Regions from separate parts of the Homo sapiens genome. Here region 2 is linked to region 1. Evidence: read pairs that join two places in POLR2A ChIA-PET (ENCODE). Cell type or tissue: IMR-90. All regions are shown on one strand. Links, peaks and the distances in the headings refer to the core of each region. The heading gives the core; the rest is flanking DNA. Region 1 overlaps SEMA5A (semaphorin 5A). Region 2 has its middle 95 kb from the start of LINC02199.

Region 1 (10,989 bases), core at 4,914-7,413:
ACATAATTAATTTCCCATAGTAAATTGGCCAATAAAAGAACAAAAAATGCAGTTCCTTGGGATTTAAATTGTAGGAAAGTGATGCTGATAACACATTCATATTTTCCAAAGCCCAGATCCATTAAATGATGAAATCCCAGCACAGAGAGCCAAGAAAACACCCAAGAGTTCCAAATATTTGCATACAATGAAATGAAATGTCACAGGGACGTTGACCATAGCTGTGCATGTTCCAAATACATCATTCATGATGTGAGAACTTTAGATTAAATAAATGTTTCTACTACTATCTTTTAGAGCAGTAAATCTTAACTACTTATTTACAGAATATGAGCTGATAAAAAGACAGCTTCATGTAAACTCTGATAAAATCATATTTAGAAGATAATTTTCCTTTGGATGAGCACAAATGGAGTAAAATGATACCCCTAGAAACTTGGATGCAAGTTAAATTGAAACTTATTTTACCAGTTAGATAAATGCACCCTGCTGTGGATATTCCTAGTAGGATAATTATGGGGTATTGTGACCATCTGCATTTTCTAGGAAGAAAGGATGATTTCTCCAGTGGTCATTTTGGAGAATCCCTGATGCTTTTGTGGTCTGCATCTGATATTTGCTTCCAGGGCTCCGTGTAAAGATGCCATATAGAACAGGCTCTATGCTAATCACTATAAACACATTATCTCACTTAACACTTCAAAATTAGCATTGTGGATGACTTTCTTTCTATCCCATTTTATAGATGAGAAAGTGGAGGAACTAGGTTAAGGATTGAAGGGAGTAGAACCCCTGGGCAGACCTTGGTGGGCTCTCCTGCTTATAACACAGAACAATGAACTTGGGAGTGAGCAGAGAGCATCACAGTTTAGACTGATTAGCCCGCTTCTGAGTGAACTCAGAGAAGAAAATTGTTTTCAAGACATCAACCCTAATGAAGAATCAACTCTTTCTGTCTTAGGTAGTCACTGGAAACTCAGTTACCTACCAACAGTGTTAAAGGAGGTGGATATTTTAGACAATTTTCCCCATTAAAATACAGAATCAATGGGCTAAGGATTTTATGAACATAAGACTCCATCCTCAATCTTTTGAATTCTGTTTACATTGGGCAGAAGAAGGGTAACTTCTATACAATTTCAAAACAGTAGGGATGCACCCCTATTTTCAGTTTTTAAATCAGTAAATCGATTGTAGAATCTGTCATACAACAATGAAATTCTCACATCTTTTGAGAACTTGTTTGATTCCAGATAGCATTCTCCCTGGCAGCATTTGCAAGAAGCTCTTGAGAAAAAGGGCTCCAAGAGCAGCTCTGATCACTCATTTGGAGAAACCCATTTAACTTTCTTTAACCCAAGACTTCTCAGTTTTTCCTGACAACAGATGCTTTTCCTGTAGCACTCATTAGTACCCTGTGGAGTCGCCTTTTAGGAAAAACTCTTCCCTGGAAGGAATAGAACACCGCTTTAAGTTCTGTGAATTCTCTTAAAGCAGAAGATACTTACTCAACACATTTCCCTCAAAAATAGTGGACTGAACTTCAGAGTTTTAATGGAATTGTTAAAGTTGAAGTACAAATTGTCAACACATGCATAGTTCATCACTATTCTGGAGAGTTAAATTCAAAAATATGAGTTCTGAACAGTATCAGGCACCTTAAAATAACATGAATTGTAACCACTGGCCTCACCTTCCTAGATAACTTGCAGGACTTTCATCAACACCTCAAATTGCCTATGTACCATTAATAATAAGTAATGGTCATCTTTTTTAACTGAAACTTTTTCATGAGAAAGCATTGGAGAAATATCATAGCGAGAGGATAATGAGTCTTCCATTTGGAAAATTCCTTGCCAGTGGGAAACTGGATGTATATATCTCTATCTATGTCTATATATAGATATATACACACATATGTATGTATATACACATACATACATAAATGTATATTAGGGTTTTATTGCTAGGTAATAAATTAGCACAAATTCAGTTGTTTAATACTACATGTATTTATTATCTGATCATTCAGTGAGTCAAAGTCTGGGAAAATTCAAACTGTGCCCTCAGCTCAATGTCTCACAGGCTGAAATTGAGGTGTTGGCCAGAGCTACAGTCTTTTCTGTGGCTCAGGGTTCTCACTGAGTGTTTCAAGCTCACTGGGTATTTGTAGGATTTAGTTGCCTGTAGTTTTAGGACTGAGATCTTGTATTTCCTGCTGGCTATAGGCTAGAGGGTGGCGTTCTCTGCTCCTAGGCTGCCCTTAGTCCTAGCCATATGGGCCACTCACCACAAGGCAACTTCCTTCTTCAAAGCCAGCAAAAGAAAATCTCTTTCTAGTAAGGTACGAGGAGGTTGTGGATTATTGTAACCTGATTAAGAGGGTGACTATCCCATCATCTTCACAGGACCCACCAACACTCCAAGAGAGAAGATTATGCAGAGCATGACACCCAGGTGGTGGGAATCTCGGGGTTTCTTAGAATTCTCCCCACCATAGGTGTGTGAGTGGGTGCTTCCTATCAGAGGGCCCCTCAGATCAGAGCTGCGTTACAATGAAGGAGTCAGGGTGCAGGTGATGGAAGAAGATGGACCAGCTGCTCTGAAGGCTCTAAGCAGGACTGTTCACCTGTGGACCCTGAGGACACACAACACCACATGCCTCATGAAATACAAGAAGACTGAGTAGTGCAAACTACATCGTTACCCCTGAGTCTTTGTGGAGGTCTTTAGTAGTTTTACCAATTGAGTAAAACAATAGAAGATGCTACAATTGTTTCATCCTAAGTTCATTCAGTTTTTTTTTTTTTTAATTTAAGAGTTCTGGGATACATGTGCAGAACGTGCAGTTTTGTTACATAGGTATACATGTGCCATGATGGTTTGCTGCACCCATCAACCTGTCATCTACATTAGGTATTTCTCCTAATGCTATACCTCCCCTAGCCACCCCCAACCGGCTCCCCTGTGTGATGTTCTCCTCCCTGTGTCCATGTGTTCTCATTGTTCAACTCCTACTTATGAGTGAGAACATGTGGTGTTAGGTTTTCTGTTCTTGTGTTAGTTTGCTGAGAATGATGGTTTCCAGCTTTATCCAAGTCTCTGCGAAGGACATGAACTCATCCTTTTTTATGGCTGCATAGTATTCCGCGGTGTATATGTGCCACATTTTTTAAATCCAGTCTGTCATTGATAGGTATTTTGGGTTGTTTCCAGGTCTTTGCTATTGTGAACAGTGCTGCAATAAACATACATGTGCATGTGTCTTTATAGTAGAATGACTTATAATCCTTTGGATATATACCCAGTAATGGGATTTCTGGGTCAAAAGGTATTTCTGGTTCTAGATCCTTGAGGAGTCGCTACACTGTCTTCCACAATGGTTGAATTAATTTACATTCCCACCAACAGTGTAAAATCATTCCCATTTCTCCACATCCTCTCTAGCATCTGTTGTTTCCTGACTTTTTAATGATCACCATTCTAACTGGCGTGAGATGGTGTCTCATTGTGTTTTTGGTTTGCATTTCTCTAGTGACCAGTGATGTTGAGCTTTTTTTCATATGTTTGTTGCCTGCATAAATGTCTTCTTTTGAGAAGTATCTGTTCATATCCTTCACCCACTTTTTGATGGGGTTGTTTGTTTTTTTCTTGTACATTTGTTTAAGTAAGTTCTTTGTAGATTCTGGATATTAGCCCTTTGTCAGATGGATAGACTGCAAAAATTTTATCCCATCTGTAGATTGCCTGTCCACTCTGATGATAGTTTCTTTTGCTGTGCAGAAGCTCTTTCTTTGTTATTTCTTGTCATCTGCTTGCTTTTGAATGTGTTTGCTGTTGCTTCTCTAGCTCTTTTAATTGTGATGTTAGAATGTCAATTTTAGATCCTTCCTACTTTCTCTTGTGGGCATTTAGTGCTATAAATTTCCCTCTAAACACTGCTTTAGCTGTGTCCCAGAGATTCTGGTACATTGTGTCTTTGTTCTCATTGGTTTCAAAGAACTTATTTATGTCTGCCTTAATTTTGTTATTTATCCAGTAGTCATTCAAGAGCAGGTTGTTCAGTTTCCATGTAGTTGTGTGGTTTTGAGTGAGTTTCATAATCCTGAGTTTTAATTTGATTGCACTGTGGTCCGAGAGACTGTTTATTATGATTTCCGTTCTTTTGCATTTGCTAAGGAGTGTTAGTTTTAAAAAGCAAAAAATTTTAAATGGCATCCAAATGATCTAGGAGAGGAAAATGGTATTTAAATTATTTGCCATTAATTTTCAGGTAAAAAGCAAGTTGGTATATATTTAAGCCATGCGATTCACATTTATTTTTATTTATATTTATAGTTTCTGTATTTATATTTTTTATATTTCTCAAAAGCTCAAAACTTAAAAATGTTAGATATCAATTTAAACAGAAAATATTAACTTATCATAGACTAATCATCAGGTCTTTGCAAACTATTTACTATTAGTGGCCTATGCTGCTGAATGAAGAGTTTTTAATGCAATATAAATTTTTATCAATGAGATGGTTTCCCAAGGACATGAGTATGGCTTTACCCTATGTCTGCCATAAGTACTCTATTATTCTAATTTTATTTTATATTTTCTTGCCAAAAAATGGAGCCAGTTTGGTCCTATACAAGTATGTTTATGTGTCTGTAACCATCCCATACAAATCCTATTATTATAGGCAGAATTTTTTTTTCTAAATTTTGTTTTTCTTATTGTTGCATATGTATGACTGTGTGTGTGTGTGTGTGTGTGTGTACATACCCAGCTGAAATTTTCTGGTCAGAAGGCAGACCAATATTTGCCACTTTTTTTTTTTGTCCTTCAAAGAATCTGGGGTAAATGTCCCCATGCATTATTGTAAAGGCAAATTCATGACAGTCCTGCTGAAACCTTAATCTTAAATAACACAGTCTCGCTTAGACTTTTGTTATGTATTCAATGCTTCCAAAGTTCCTCATAAGAACTCTTAAAATCTGTACAAATTATCATCATGTTCTCAAGCACTTATAGTATGTTTAAACATTTTCCCCTTAAAAATGGAAGATTAGAAATAAAAGGCAGATGCCTCTGCTCAAGGTCACCGATTTCAATTGTTAGCTTGAGAAGGAAACGTTTCCCAAAGGACAGGCATTTGCTTCTATCTAAAAGTAGTTACTCCTCTCATTGCAAGATATTTGCTAGGAAAAAGATATCTGAATTCCTGGCTTTTGCTCTCAGAGAGTGAGAATTTAAAGGCATTACAGTGAGACAATAAAATAAATAGATGGATCTTCTCATTTGAGATGTAAGTTTATGGAAGCAAAATGCCCACAAATCACAGCCTCTGTAATAAAGATTTCCAGTGACAGCACTGATTTTCTTATTCTCCTGAGCTTTAGGCTGTTATAAAAAGGAATGCCTAAAATAATGGGTAAGGAGGAAAGGTAGTTCCATTTTTGTACGTACACGCACATATATATGTTGTGCACATACATACATCACTTTTGAGCAAGAAAGCAGAGGAGTATGTGTTTGCTTTTCTGCACTTAGAAGAACCCAGGTTGGCTACAGGTTGAAAGTGAATGCGGCCATTCAAAAGCCCCAGAGATTTTGGCTCAGTTACTCCCCACTTCGAGCCAGTGAGGGTGTCAGTTACCCAGGTGAGACCTGAAGTCGCATCCATCCCAGGCTTTGCCCTGGGGAAGCTCACATGCTTGGGAGACCGCCTTGCAAACAAGTGGCATAATAAAGGTTCATGATGCATGATAAGGTATGTAGAGAGTACTGTAGCTACTTAGAGCAAACCTGCAGAAATTCAGTTACTGCATAGAATAGTGGGATTGTGGATGATTTTCTACTTAGAAATGCTCACTTTTTGGTTACAATATTGTTTTCACATTTTTTCAAAACGTTTCTATTGCATTTTATTGTGATTCTATGACTAGTAAGAGTAGTGGAAAGAAACCAGGAATATCTAAAATATCTAAATCATTAACCTCTCCCCAGAGTAACTAGCGTATACTGAGTTTGTCTTTCGGCATTTTGAATATCGATTCTTTTCCCCTTCTATGAGCCAGATCCAAATACATGCACTGGGTGTTTATTTGGGATGGCTAAGTAAATCTAAAGCAAGGTTGTGGATTGCAAAGGCATTTTGGTGTTAGGAGATCAGCTTCTCTATCCTCTTATATGGCCTTTGTTGGGAGGTATTACAAGCATTTAAAGATGTTTTGCAGAGGATTGGATGGTGAGTAAGTAAGAAACAGTCCTGGAAGCCAAGTTCTCCTAAGTTACCCTGTGACTCCCACACTTCTCCAAATCCCATGGAAGGTGATTGTATGATAACTTCCTCATGTTCAAAGGCCTGTGCCAGCATGAAAAAGCACTGTGACCAAAGAAACTGATTAGAAGAGACATAAGTGATTTTAAAAGAATGAGGAACATGCACAGGCTACACACACACACACACACACACACACACACACACACACACAAAGATCGTAATGCATAGTCAATGCACTGGCTGGCTATGTGGTAGATAACAGTGTCATTTTGTGGACATATATGGTGGAAAGTGAAAATGAATGGATGGTGCATGCTTTATGAAGCATTTATCTACAAATACTGGTCATATTCAGTCCTAAATAAGCAAACATAAATGCCATGAAAAAAATTACGATGATTTTACTATATACAGGAATGTATAAACTCATAGTTGTTTTGGATACCATTTTTTATTTGTACAAATTTGTAGTGTACACATGAAATATTGTTACATGTATATAATGTGTGTGATCAAGTCAGGGTATTTAGGGTGTCCACCACCCAAGTACAATGCATTTCTGCTTAATTATAGTTACCCTACTCTGCTATCAAATACTGAATTTACTCCTTCTATCCAGCTGCATGTTTTTACCTTTTAATCCATTTCTCTTCATCCTCCTCTCTTTCTTCCACTTACCTTTCTCAAACTCTATTTACTATATTTCTCTACCTCCATGTGATCAACTTTTTTTGGCTCTGGCATATAAGTGAAAACATGTGATATTTGTGTTTTGGGGCCTGAATTATTTCACTAAAGATAGTGACCTTCAGCTCCATTTGTGTTGCTGCAAATGACATGATTTCAAGATAATTTCTTTTTTTTTTTTTTTTTTTTGAGATGGAGTCTCACTCTCTCACCAGGTTGGAGTGCAGTGGTGCGATCTCGGCTTACTGCAATCTCCGCTTCCCGGGTTCAAGCAATTCTCCTGCCTCAGCCTCCTGAGTAGCTGGGACTACAGGCACGTGCCACCATGCCCAGCTAATTTTTGTATTTTTAGTAGAGACGGGGTTTCACCATGTTGACCAGGATTGTCTTGATCTCTTGACCTCATGATGCAACCGCCTCAGCCTCCCAAAGTGCTGGGATTACAGGCGTGAGCCACCATGCCTGGCCTGAAGATATAATTTCTAAATAGCAAAGAAGCCACCATGTATTAGAAAGAGGCTTGTTTTTCTGAGACCATACAGTTTTGTACCTCTATTGAGGTATGGTTGGCATACAATGCACTACATGTTTAAAATGATAAAATTTTGGTCAGTTTTAAGGTATTTATACATTCATAAAACCATTGACACAATAAAGGTAGTGAACATGTCCATCAACCCATTTCCTCATTTCCTTTTGCAACACCTCCCTGATACCCGTCCCAGTACTCCCTCATCTCAGATAAGCACTGATTGCTTTCTGTCTCTATGCATTAGTTTTCATATTCCCTAATGTTATATGAATAGAATTCTACAGTGTCACACCTTTTTTTTTTTGCTGGCTTTTTTATGTGCATAATTATTTTCAGATGCTTTGTTGTTTTGTATATTAAGAGTTCATTTCTTTTAATTGCTGATTAATATTCCATAAGATTATTCGTTTAGCTATCCATCTGCTGATGGCCATATGAGTTGTCTCCAGTTTCTTGTCTATTACAATTAAAGCTTTTGTGAACATTCAGGTACAAGTGTTTGTATGGGCATGTGTTTCATTTTCTCTTGGGTAAATATAGAGGAATGGAATGAGTAGGCTATGTGATATGTATACGTTTGACTTCTTAGGAAAGTATCAAACAGTTTTCAAATGGCTTGTGCCATTTACAATGCTATCAGCAGTGTATGAGATAGAGCAAACCTGCAGAAATGGAGTTACTGCATAGAAAACAGTGGGATTGTGGATTAATTTCTACTTAGAAATACTCAACTTTTTGGTTATAATATTGTTTTCACATTTTTTTCAAAACATTTCTATTGTATTTTATTGTGTTTTTATGACTAGTAAGAGTAGTGGAAAGAAACCAGGAATATCTAAAAATCTCTAAATCATCAACCTGTCTTCAGAGTAACTGGCATATACTGAGTTTGTCTTGTAGCATTCTGAAAATTGAGTCTTTTTCCGTTCTATGGACCAGATCCAAATACATGCACCAGGTGTTTATTTGGGGTGGCTGAGTAAATCTAAAGCATTGTGTCCTCCTCAGCATCTGATACTGTGACACGATTTTGGGTTTGGGGGCTTTTGTTTTTTCTGTTGTTTGAATTTTAGTCATTCTAATACATGTGTAGTGGTTTACTTGTGGTTTCAATTTACCTTTTTCTAAGTTTACATACGCTTGTTTTGCCATCACATATCTTTGTTGAAATGCCTATACATATCTTTCAGCAGTTTTTCTATTAGTTAGTTTTTATACTCTAGTTTTAACTTTTAAAATACATAATGGGTGCAAGTCTTTTTATCAGATACATGATTTGCAAATACTTTCTCTCAGACTATATAGCTCATCATTAATTTTCTTAACAGTGATCCTTAAAAGGCAGAAACTTCTTATTTTGATTAATTCATTTTAATTGTTTTTTTTATTTTATGGATGGTGCTTTTGGTATTTTATTTAGAAAATTTTTGCTTAACCTAAGACCCCACAGGTGTTCTCATGTGTTTGCTTCTAGGAGTTCTTTGGTTTTAGATATTGGGCTATGATCCATTTACATCAATTATCATAGATGGAACAAGTTATTGATCAAAATTCATGTTTTCACATGTGGATATTCAATTATTCCAACATCATTTTCAGAAGAGACTATGCTTTCTCCATTGAATTGCCTTTGCACATTTACAAAACAAACCAATAAGCCATAAACAGGTGGGTCAATTCCTAGACTTTCCATTCTGTTCTTTTGCTCAGTCTTTCTATCTTGATGCTTATACCACAGAATCTTGATTATTGTACCTTTATAATGAATCCTGAAGTTAGAAAGTATGTCTTCCTACTTTGTTCTTCCTTGCCAAAATATTTTGACTATTCTAGATAACTTTGTATTCCATATGAAATTTAGAATTAGCTTGTTAATTTCTACCAAAAATGCCTCCTGGAATTATAATTAGGATTGTAGTGATTCCATTTCCTTTCATTGTAAAAGTCATGCACATATTTTTTTGAGATTTAATCTTAAGTATTTTATGTTTTGATGCTACTATAAGTAGTGTTCTTTTAAAATTTTAATTTCTGGTAGCTTGTTGCTGGTGCATGGGAATGAAATAATATTTTATATTTACATTGATCTTGTGTTCTGCAGCCTTAATAAATTAATTTATTACTTCTAGTAGCTTTTTTTTGGTAGACTCCATAACAGTTTCTACATAGACAATCATATTGTATGAGAGTAAAAATATAATTATTTCTTACTTTTAATATGGATGACTTTCGTTTCTTTTTCTTTCCTGATTGCACTGGCTAGAACTTCCAGGATAATCTTGAATAAAAGTGATAAGGACAGACATCCTTGCCTTGTTTCTCATCTTAGGAGGAAAGCACACAGGCTTTAACCATTAAGTGTGATTCAGTCTGTAGGTTTTTAATAGATATCCTTCATGAGATTTAGGAAATTTATTTGAATTCCAAGTTGATTGAGAGTTCTTATAAGGAATTAATTTTGATTTTTATCCAATAATTTTTGCATCTATTGAGATTATTACATGAGTTTACTTCTATACAGTTCATATGATGAATTACGTTAATTGAATTTCAAATGATAACCCAGTCTTTCATTGATGACATGAAAGCCACTTGATCATGAGGTGTTAACCTTTTGATATATTTTGGGTTTGATTTCTTAAATTCTTTTTAAGAATGTTAACATCTACATTCATGAGGAATACTCATTCATGAGGAATAGAAAACTACATTCATGTAGTTTTCTTTCTTTCTGTCTTTGTCTGGTTTTGATATCAAAGTTGGCCTCATAGAATGACTTGGGAGATACTGTCTCGTTTGCAATTATCTGCAAATATTTTGTATGTTACAGCTGGCATGTTGCAAGTTGTTTCTTCCTTATCTCTTCGAGGTCTTCCTTGAACATATGGGATGCAGTTATAATTACTGTTTTGATGCTGTTGACTACAGATTCTGTCATCTGTGTCATATCTGCATCAGTTTCAATTGACTGATTTTTCTCTTCATTACGGGTCATGTTTTTGGCCTCTTTCCATATCCGGTAATTTTAGATTGGATGCAAGACATTGTGAATTTAAACTGGTAGACAATTTTTTTGTCCTAAAAATATGCTAAGGTTCTCTTTGAGGACATAATTAAGTTATGTAAAAACAGTTTGATGGTTTTGGTGCTTGCTTTTAGTCTTAGTTACTTGGGATCAAAGCCACATTTAGTCTGCAGTAATTTTTCCCCACTGTGGAAGCAAGGCCCCTTTTGGTATCCAACCAATGACCCTTGAATTATGAGGTCTTTTGGTTTTGCTCTTTGAAGCAAGCACTGTTCCTGGTCCTGTGTGGGTAACACACAGTGTTCCCTCTGATCATTTCAGGCAGATCTTTCCCTATTCCTGTGTAGTTTCTCACATGAACTTGCTGATTTTTTAAGTCAAAACCTCTGTTACCTGATTTGTACTCAATTGAAATCGTGATGGGTGATTTTTGCACATCACTGGTGTGTTCATTTTGTGCAACTTTCTCCTTTC
Region 2 (10,989 bases), core at 4,432-6,931, 140 kb after region 1:
GCATTTGGTTTGCTAGTATTTTTTGAGGATTTTGTGTCTATGTTCATCAGAGATATTGGCTTGAAGTTTTATTTTTTCATTGTATATTTGCACATGAAGGAGCTAAGGAGGAGTCCCTTCTTGATTTTTTTGGAATAATTTCAGGGTGGTTGGAACCGGCTCTTCTTTTCACATGTGGTAGAATTTGGCTGTGAATTCATCTGCTCCAGAGCTTTTTATAGTTGGTAAGCCATTTATTAGTAATTTTATTTTGGAACTACTGATTGGTTTATTCAGAGTTTCAGCTTATTCCTGGTTCAGTCTTGGGAGGTTGTCTGTTTCCAGGAATTTATTCATTTCTTCTTGCTTTTATCATTTATGTGAATGGGAGTGTTCATAATAGTTTTTGAGAGTTGTGTGTGTGTGTGTGTGTGTGTGTGTGTGTGTGTGTGTTTTGGATGGGAGTTTTCCTCTTGTCATCCAGGCTGGAATGTGGAGTGCAATGGCACAATCTTGGCTCACTGCAACCTCTACCTCTCAGGTTCAAGTGATTCTCCTGCCTCAACCTTCCAGGTAGCTGGGATTAGAGGGACATGCCACCATACCAGGCTAATTTTTGAATTTTTATTAGAGATGGGTTTTGCCATGTTGGCCAGGCTGTTGTTGATCTCCTGACCTCAGGTGATCCACCCACCTTGGCCTCCCAAAGTGCTGAGATTATAGGCGTGAGCCACTATGCATGACCATCAGTTTTTTGTATTTCTGTAGGGTTGGTGATAATCTCAACTTTGCCATCTTTGATTGTGTTAATTTGGATGTTCTTTCTTTTTTACTTTATTAGTCAAGCTAGTGGTCTATCAATCTTGTTTAGGCTTTCAAAGAACCAACTTTTTGTTTTATTGATCATTTTTATGGGATGCTGCTTCTTAATTTCATTCAGTACAGCTCTGATTGTATTTATTTTCTTCTGCTAGCTTTGGCGTTGGTTTGCTCTTGTTTATCTAGTACCTTAGGTGTCATGTTATGTTTTTAACTTGAGATCTTTCTAATTTCTTGATGTAGGCATTTAGCCCTATAAATTTTTCTCTTAACATTGCTGTAGTTGTGTCTGAGATTCTGGCATGTTGGATCTTTATTTTTGTTAATTTCAGTAAATGCTTTGACTTCTGCCTTAATTTTATTCTTTACCCAAAAGTCCTTCAGTAACAGATTGTTTAATTCCCATGCAATTGAATGGATTTGAGATATCTTCTTGATATTGTTTTCTATTTTTATTGCATTGTGGTCCAACAGTGTGCTTGGTATGATTTTGGTTTTTCTGAAGTTCATAAGAATTGCTTTATGCCTGAGCATATGGTAATTCTTAGAATATGTGCTTTGTGCCAAGGAGAAGAACGCATATTCTGTTGGTGTTGGGTGAAGTATTCTGTAAATCTATGTTAGGCCTATTTGGTGTTGAGTTTAGTTCCACATATCTTTGTTTGTTTCCTGACTCGATAATGTGTTATACTGTCACTGGGGTGTTAAAGTATCCCACTATTATTGTGTGGTTATGCATATCTCTTCATATGTTTCTAAGAAGTTGTTTTATGAATCTTGTTGCTCCAGTGTTGGGTGTGTACATATTTAGGATAGCTAAGTCTTCTTGCCAAATTGAACCATTTATTATAATGTAATGCCCTTCTTTGTACTTTTTGATCATTGGTAAAGCCTGTTTTGACTGAAATAAAAATAACAAACTCTTCTCTTTCTTGTTTTCCATTTGCTTGATAGATCTTTCTCCATTCCTTTATCTTGAGCATATAGATGTCCTTACATGTGAAATAGGTTTCTGGAAGACAGTATACCATTGGGTCTTGCTTCTTTATCCATGTTGCCACTCTAGGCTTTTCAAACGGGTCATTTAGTGTAGGGGTGGGTTGCCCCTCCACACCTGTGGGTGTTTCTCGTAAGGTGGAATGAGAGACTTAGGAAAGAAAAAGACACAGAGACAAAGTATAGAGAAAGAAATAAGGGGACCCGGGGAACCAGGGTTCAGCATATGGAGGATCCCGCCAGCCTCTGAGTTCCCTTAGTATTTATTGATCATCTGTGGGTGTTTCTCAAAGAGGGGGATGTGTCAGGGTCACAAGACAATTGTGGGGAGAGGGTCAGCAGACAAACACGTGAACAAAGGTCTTTGCGTCATAGACAATGTAAAGGATTAAGTGCTGTGCTTTTAGATATGCATACACATAAACATCTCAATGCTTTACAAAGCAGTATTGCTGCCCGCAGGTCCCACCTCCAGCCCTAAGGCGGTTTTTCCCTACCTCAGTAGATGGAGCATACAATCGGGTTTTATACTGAGACATTCCATTGCCCAGGGACAGGCAGGAGACAGATGCCTTCCTCTTGTCTCAACTGCAAGAGGCATTCCTTCCTCTTTTACTAATCCTCCTCAGCACAGACCCTTTACGGGTGTCGGGCTGGGGGACGGTCAGGTCTTTCCCTTCCCACGAGGCCATATTTCAGACTATCACATGGGGAGAAACCTTGGACAATACCTGGCTTTCCTAGGCAGAGGTCCCTGCGGCCTTCCGCAGTTTTTGTGTCCCTGGGTACTTGAGATTAGGGAGTGGTGATGACTCTTAAGGAGCATGCTGCCTTCAAGCATCTGTTTAACAAAGCACATCTTGCACCGCCCTTAATCCATTTAACTCTGAGTTGACAGAGCACATGTTTCAGAGAGCACAGGGTTGGGGTAAGGTTATAGATTAACAGAATCTCAAGGCAGAAGAATTTTTCTTAGTACATAACAAAATGGAGTCTCCTATGTCTACTTCTTTCTACACAGACACAGTAACAATCTGATCTCTCTTCCTTTTCCCCACAATTTAGCAAGTTTACATTCAAGGTGAATGTTGATAAGTGAGGATTTCATAGTGTCATTGTGTTGTTAGCTTGTTGTCATGTAAATTCGATTATATAATTGTTTGATAGTGTCAGTGGGCTATGTACTTAAATGTATTTTTGTGGTGGCAAGTATTGGTCTTTCATTTTCAGGTTTTGCATGCCCTTAAGGACCTCTCATAAATGTAATGCAGTTGTGGTGGTAATGTATTCCCTTAGCATCTGCTTCTCTGAAAAGGATTTTATTTCTCTTTTGCTTATGAAGCTTGCTTTGGCTGGATATAAAATACTTGGTTGGAATTTTCTTTCATTAAGGATGTGGAATACAGGCTGCCAGTTTCTTCTGGCTTTTAAAGTTTGTGCTGAAACATCCACTCTTAGCCTAATGAGCTTCAATCTGTAAGTGATCTGCTCCTTCTCTGTAGCTGCCTTTAAATAATTTTCTTCCATATTTACCTTGGAGAATCTGATGACTGTGTACTATGGGGATGGTTGTACTGTATAGTATCTTGCAGCAGCAGTTCTCTAAATTTTATGAATTTTCATGTGGACCTCTCTAGTGAGGTTGGGGAAATTTTCATGGACAATATCCTGAAATATGTCTTCAAGTTGCTTGCTGTCTGTCCATCTCTTTCAGGAATGCCAATGAATCATAGGCTTGACATCTTTATATAATTCCATATTCTTGGAGGTTTTGTTCATTTAAAACATTTCTTTAATTTTTTTCTGCCTGTATTCATTCAAAGGAATGGTCTTTGAGCTCTGAGATTCTTTTCTCAGCTTGTTCTATTATGTTATTAATGCTTCCAGTTACATTATAAAATTCATTTAGTAAATTTTTTATTTTCACATTTTAGTTTCTTTCTTTCTTTCTTAAAATGGCTATGTCTTTCAACTTTCAGATTGTTTTACCATTTTCCTTGGATTGGGTTTCAATCTTTTCCTGTATCTTGTCTAACTTTCTTGCCATCTAGATTCTGAATTTTATGTCTGTCATTTCAGTCTGGTTAAGAACCATTGCTGGGTAGTTAGTGTGGTCATTTGGAGGTAGGAAGACACTCCGGATTTTCAGAGTTGCCAGAGTTTCTTCACTGATTCTTTCTCATCTGTGTGTTTCTTTAATCTTTGAAGTTGCTATTTTTTGTTTTTATATTCTTTAATGACCTTGAGAGTTTGATTGTTGTACAAGTTAAGTTTGGTCTGTTGGCTTCATTTCTGGATGTGTTCATGGGGCCAAAGTTCAGCTCAACATTCTTGGACTACATGCTCTGACCCTGGGGCAAGGGTTAGAAACTTTTGTTTCTGGCCCCTTGAGGTCAAGCATCTGCTGTGCTGGAGGGGCTGAGATGTTCCCATGACAACACTCTGACAGGGGCTTCTGGCAAAAGTGCACAGGCAGGGGATTGGTGCCTAAGACATGGATGAGTATGCTCTAACAGGGAAGTGTTGGGGGAAGGTGAGTGCTGCCTGAAAGTGCACAGTGGCACAGCGGCTGTGAGCATGTGCATGCTGGTGGGCTAGTGGTAGGTCCACAAGCACATGCATATCAGCAAAGTGATGGATTTTCATATGCATGTGTGTGCCTGCAGTGCAGCAGGGGAAGGCTGTGGGCAAGTATGTCAGAGGGGACTGTCTGCAAAAACACTATAATAGGAAGGTGGGGTTTTCTGGCAAATGAGCTATGGTGGTGGTTGTGGGTAAGTATTTGATAGGGCAGCTGAGGCTGCACTGCAGGCAGGTACAGGTAGGCAGGGACTCTAGATAAGGCCAGCATACAGAGGGGCATTCAGATCAGACTAACCTCATCCTGTGGCAACACAGCCCTGCTGTCTCCAAGACAAGCAGCATACAAAGGCTAAAGCTACCTGGAGGAGTATGGTAAGCCTTAGGCAACGGGCACCCATGGTCATGCTCCACTGCAGCCATTCCCATGTCAAATCCTCTGCATTCCATGCATACTGGACCTCTGTCTTTGCCATCTCTGAACTATTCTCCTTGCCAACTTAAATGTCCATGGGGGTTGTTGGGTCTTCTGCGCTAGGATCCCAGAGGTCCGTGGCGAGAGTGGGCCACTTCACACGTATTTCACTCACCCCTTGCCTAGGAAGGGCTCAGGGCCAGGAACGAGTTCTAGTGCTTAGCAACCCACTCCGGGCTTTCAGTTCCCTACCCTTTTAGTCCAGGGTCTATGTCCTCCTTGTATACACTCTGAATGTCTTCTTTCCAAAGATCTGTTTGGAATGAAATGCCACACTTTTAAACTGAAGTTTTCTTGGTTGGCCAATCTACTCATATAAATTTTTTACCAAATGTTTTGGGCTGAATGGAAAAAACAAGTGTTATTGGCAACAACTTGAAATTCAGTTTTAGAAGGCTTGATCACACCTAATTCCAAATATTTCATTATGGTTTAGGAATCCAATTGAAATCCATTTCTTCTGCATGAAGGCAATAACTAGATGATAGTCCTGTCTAACGTAATGCTACTGCCTTGTTATTGTGATTTTCAGGATTTTAAGTGTTAGGGATTTTAGATTTTAGGAATTTAGACTTTGGAGAATGTTGATTTTAGAGATTTTTGAATTTTCAAAATTTCAACATTCCTGATTATGGTATTAAGGATTGTTTTCCAGGATTATACTACAAAGGCACATTTACCTCACCAGAAAAAAACAAAAACAAACAAAACAAAACAAAAAACAAAGAAACACTGTGAGCAGATCATAATTCCAAATATAAGCTTAAGTTTCCCAGTTGCTCAAAGTATGGTTTTTATTTTTATTGTCTAGCAGAGAAAAGATTCTTAGAGTGATTATGCTCCAGTGATTTATACTTCTTAGTTTGGCTGCTTTCCTCCTGACATGGGCAGGTTCTCAGTGAAGGCAGGTGGCTCTCCAGAAAGCTTTTCATCACCAGAAGGCTCAGAAACTCTGTAGGTGGGGTTTTCACTTTAGGGGGAGATCCATATGAAGTTTGTATGTGCTTTTCACTTGGAGAAAGGTGAGCCCCTCCAGGGCTCAGCCAGGCCAGGGCCTGGTGTGGCTGATAGGGACTGAGTCATCACAGACTGCTACAAGAAGGTGGAGCCACATGGACGCAGGTGGGACTTGAGGGAATCCAGTAGGAGGTAACAGATCCAGGCCAGCATCAGCTAGCCAGGTCCCAACTAGTCAAAGGGAAGGAGATAGCAGAGGGCACACTTGTGGCAACTAAATAATAAAGCAGGTGGATTCATTTTATGTAGTCAAGCATTAGTTCTCAGGCTTTACAGAGTAGTGAATGGCCCCAGAGACATGGTTGAAATTATGACCCAGGTCTGGTGAGGCCAGGATCCAGCATTTCCCACTGTCTTTGCCATGCCTATGCCTTGAGGATGAGTCCTGGGGACATTAGGGCTACAGAAGCAACAGCTGTGAGATGCAAGGTGAATGACAGACAGAGATTTCCCAGCCTAAGCCAGCAGTTAGGATCCCTTAAAGAGCCAGAACCCTGAGAAAATACACAGTGCAGTGTGGTGTGTGTGGAGACGGCGGGTCATTTAGGGGAGCCATGAGGGAGTGTGGAGCACATATCTTCAGATACGAAATTTGAGAGTATGTCTGAGGCTGGAGGCCTCAGCCTTGTGCTGAGATGCTTGCTTAATACCATCTGTAAAGACGAGCTCACTGAGTTATTGTTATCTTAAAACTTTGGAAAAGGAGCTAACACTCTTCATGTAATAACTGCCAGGCATTAAAATAGGTATCCTGAACCTACTCTTCTTGTTCTTTAGAGATGTAAAAGGAGTGATGGAGCCAAAGTCAAGGATTGGAAAACTTCTCAGATGTCTTTGTGTAAACTGGGCTGAGAGGGAATGATTGGAATCAGAGAAGCTGGTGGGGTGGGGGGTGGAATGAACTGCTTCTTCCAGGCAAGGAGTGGAGAGAGCTGGGAAGAGACACCAAGGAACTGGGGCCCAGTCCATCTGAAGACAACACAAAAACAGTCTTCCTCAGTCCAGATTTCTGCATATTTCTCTTGTTCAACATTTAGATTTCATAATTGTAGATAAAAAGATTGTTGTATTCTCATGGACATTGGGGATTGATGAGAGATTCATACTGCACACTCTGCAGCCCTCCTCAGATCAATATTGTCCTCAACAGAGCCCATCAGGAACAGAAAAGCACCCAGCAAACTGACAGATCCACCCAAGTAGGAGATATTGAAAGCATCACAGACTTCACTATTATGTAAGACAATTGCGTTGCTTTGACTAGCTATTAATAAAATCAGTAATTCTGAACTTCATTGAGAAACAATGTCATGTCTGTGATAGGATGAACTAGTAAAAAATTCAAGGCTTTCCTTCAGCCTGAATAAAGCCATGATTCATTGGCCCCAATACTGTTTGTGAAGCCCAAAAGTTGGATCTACAATAATGCTAATATTTTACATGTAGCACATTTACAATTTTCTGCCATACCCTGAGTTATTTTTATTTGATTATATTTTCTATATATGCATATAGATTTATAATAGTGTGTAACTTTTAGGGTATGTTCCATTTGTAAACAAAACTTTTCCGAAGGGTTTATATCAATTTTTAGACTGTTACACACCCACAAGAAGTTGACATAATAAGGAAATGAGGCAAGGATAAAAATGCAAATGCCCAAATAAAAAAGGGCCAATAGCTACCTTGAAAAAGAATCAAGCATTCTGGAATTTTAAAATGCAAAGTCCTATTTCTCAAAGAAGTCAAAATATCTTTGATTGCAGATAATATGATCCTATATATAGAAAACCCCATGGTCTCAGCCCAAAAGCTTCTTAATCTGATAAGCAACTTCAGAAAAGTCTCAGAATACAAAATTTATGTGCGGAAGTCACAAACATTTGTATACATCCACAACAGGCAAGCAGAGAGCCAAATCATGAATGAACTCCCATTCACAATTGCTACAAAGAGGAATACAGCTAACAAGGAAAGTGAAGGACCCCTTCAAAGAGAACTACCAATCACTGCTCAAGGAAACCAGAGAGGACACAAAGAAATGGAAAACTATTCTATGCTCTTGGTTAGGAAGAATCAATATCATGAAAATGTCCATACTGCAAAAAGTAATTTATAGATTCAATGCTATTCCCATTAAACCACCATTGACATTCTTCACAGAATTAGAAAAAAAACTATTTTAAAATTCATATGGAACCAAAAAAAGAGCCCATATAGCCAAGACAATCCTAAGCAAAAAGAACAAAGTTGGAGGCACCCCTTCCTGTGTCCAAGTGTTCTCATTGTTCAATTCCCACCCATGAGTGAGAACATGCGGTGTTTGGTTTTTTGTTCTTGTGATAGTTTGCTGAGAATCATGGTTTCCAGCTTCATCCATGTCCCCACAAAGGACATGAACTCACCCTTTTTTATGGCTGCATAGTATTCCATGGTGTATATGTGTCACATTTTCTTAATCCAGTCTATTATCGATGGACATTTGGGTTGGTTCCAAGTCTTTGCTATTGTGAATAGTGCTGCAATAAACATACGTGTGCATGTGCCTTTATAGCAACGTGATTTATAATCCCATATACCCAGTAATGGGATGGCTAGGTCAAATGGTATTTCTAGTTCTAGATCCTTGAGGAATCACCACACTGTCTTCCACAATGGTTGAACTAGTTTACACTCCCACCAACAGTGTAAAAGTGTTCCGATTTCTCCACATCATCTCCAGCACCTGTTGTTTCCTGACTTTTTAATGATCGCCATTCTAACTGGTGTGAGATGGTATCTCATTGTGGTTTTGATTTGCATTTCTCTGATGGCCAGTGATGATGAGCATTTTTTCATGTGTCTGTTGGCTGCATAAATGTCTTCTTTTGAGAAGTGTCTGTTCATATCCTTTGCCCACTTGTTGATGGGGTTGTTTGTTTTTTTCTTGTAAATTTGTTTGAGTTCTTTGTAGATTCTGGATATTAGCCCTTTGTCAGATGAGTAGATTACAAAAATTTTCTCCCATTCTGTAGGTTGCCTGTTCACTCTGATGATAGTTTCTTTGGCTGTGCAGAAGCTCTTTAGTTTAATTAGATCCCATTTGTCAATTTTGTCTTTTGTTGCCATTGCTTTTGGTGTTTAGACATGAAGTCCTTGCCCATGCCTATATCCTGAATGGTATTGCCTAGGTTTTCTTCTAGGGTTTTTATGGTTTTAGGTCTAACACTTAAGTCTTTAATCCATCTTGAATTAATTTTTGTATAAGGTGTAAGGAAGGGATCCATTTTCAGCTTTCTACATATGACTAGCCAGTTTTCCCTGTGGGGTGGGAGAAGGCGGGAGGGAAAGCATTAGGAGATATACCTAATGTAAATGACAAGTTAATGAGTGCAGCACACCAACATGGCACATGTATACATATGTAACAAACCTGCACATTGTGCACATGTACCCTAGAACTTAAAGCATAATAATTAAAAAAAAAGAAAAACATCAGACAAAACCAAATTGGGGGCAATCTACAAAATAACTTGAGGAGTACTTCTCAAAGCTGAAGAATAAACAGGGTAAGTCTTAGAAACTCTCACGAACCAGAGACTAAGGAGATATGATGACTAAATGTAATGCGGTCTTCTGGATATAGGATCTTGGAAAGAAAAAGGTCATGAGACAGAACTAAGTATGGAGCTTAGTCAATAGTAATGTACCAGTGTTGGTTTATTAGTTGTGACAAATAAGACTATAGCAATGTAAGATATTAACAATAGGGGAACTGGGTTCAGCGTGTATGGCAATTGTTTGCACAACCTTTGTAACTTTTATGTAAATAAAAAACTACTCTAAAAAAAAAAAAGCTGGACGCATCTTGCTACCAGACTTCAAACGATACTATAAGACTGCAATAGTCAAAACAGCATTGTACTGGTACAAAAACAGACATATAGACAAATGGAACAGGATGGAGAACTCAGAAATAAGATAGCATATTTATAACCATCTGATATTTGACAAATATGGCAAAAACAAGCAATGGGGAAACGATTCCCTGTTTAATAAATGGTGCTAAGAGAACTGGCTCTCTAGTTGCAGAAAATTGAAACTGGACCTGTTCCTCACGACTTATACAAAAATCAACTCAAGATGGATTAAAGACTTAAATGTAAAACTCAAAACTATAAAAACCCTAGAAGAAAATCTAGGCAATACCATTCAGGATGTAGGCATGGGTAAAGATTTCATTAAGAAATTGACAAAAGCAAAAACAAAAATTGACAAGTGGGATCTAATTACACTAAAGTGCTTCCACACAGCAAAAGAAACTATCATCAGAGTGAACAGGCAACCTACAGAGTGGAAGAAAAATTTTGCAACCTATTTATCTAACAAAGGTTTAATATCCAGAATTTACAAGGAACTCAAACAAATTTACAAAAAAAAAAACCCATTAAAAAAATGTGGGCACAGGACATGAACAGACACGTCTTGAAAGAAGACATTCATGCAGCCAACAAACCTATGAAAAAAGCTCAACATCACTGATCACTAGAAAAATGCAAATCAAAACCACAATCAGATACCATATCACACCAGTCAGAATGGCCATTATTAGAAAGTCAAGAAACAACAGATGCTGGCAAAGTTGCAAAGAAATAGGAACATTTTTACACTGTTAGTGGGAATGTAAATTAGTTCAACCATTGTGGAAGATAGTGTGGCGATTCCTCAAATATCTAAAACCAGAAATGCCATTTGACCCAGCAATTCCGTTACTGGATATATAATGAAAGGGATATAAGTCATTTTATTACAAAGATGCATGCACACGTATGTTTACTGCAGCACTATTCACAACAGCAAGAACATGGAATCAACCCAAAAGCCCCTCAATGATAGACTGGATAAAGAAAATGTGGTACATATACACCATGGAATACTATGCAGCCATACAAAGGAATGAGATCATGTCCTTTGCAGGGACATGGATGAAGCTGGAAGCCATTATTCTCAGTAAACTAACACAGGAACAGAAAACCAAATGCCACATGTTCTCACTTATAAGTGGGAGCTGAACAATAAGAACATATGGACACAGGGAGGGGCACAACACACAGTGGGGCCTGTCAGGAGGAGGGAGAGCATTA

What was found. Peaks named below come from ENCODE experiments on the same cell type or tissue, not always from the same donor. Only the 100,000 strongest peaks of a DNase experiment are listed, where the experiment ranks them.
Region 2: POLR2A ChIA-PET joins it to region 1 with 9 read pairs; 2 of 35 experiments call an interaction of 5 or more read pairs at or near these places.

The regions. Positions count from the first base shown.
Region 1 is chr5:9,072,362-9,083,350 of GRCh38, reverse strand. All of the region lies in intron 16 of SEMA5A (semaphorin 5A), which reads left to right. Among named protein-coding and RNA genes, the nearest start is that of MIR4636, 24 kb to the right of the region's middle. In IMR-90, for the core only: no CTCF peak of the experiment used is centred there; no DNase peak of the experiment used is centred there; H3K27ac peaks cover 275 bases.
Region 2 is chr5:8,929,606-8,940,594 of GRCh38, reverse strand. No RefSeq gene overlaps it. Among named protein-coding and RNA genes, the nearest start is that of LINC02199, 95 kb to the right of the region's middle. In IMR-90, for the core only: no CTCF peak of the experiment used is centred there; no DNase peak of the experiment used is centred there.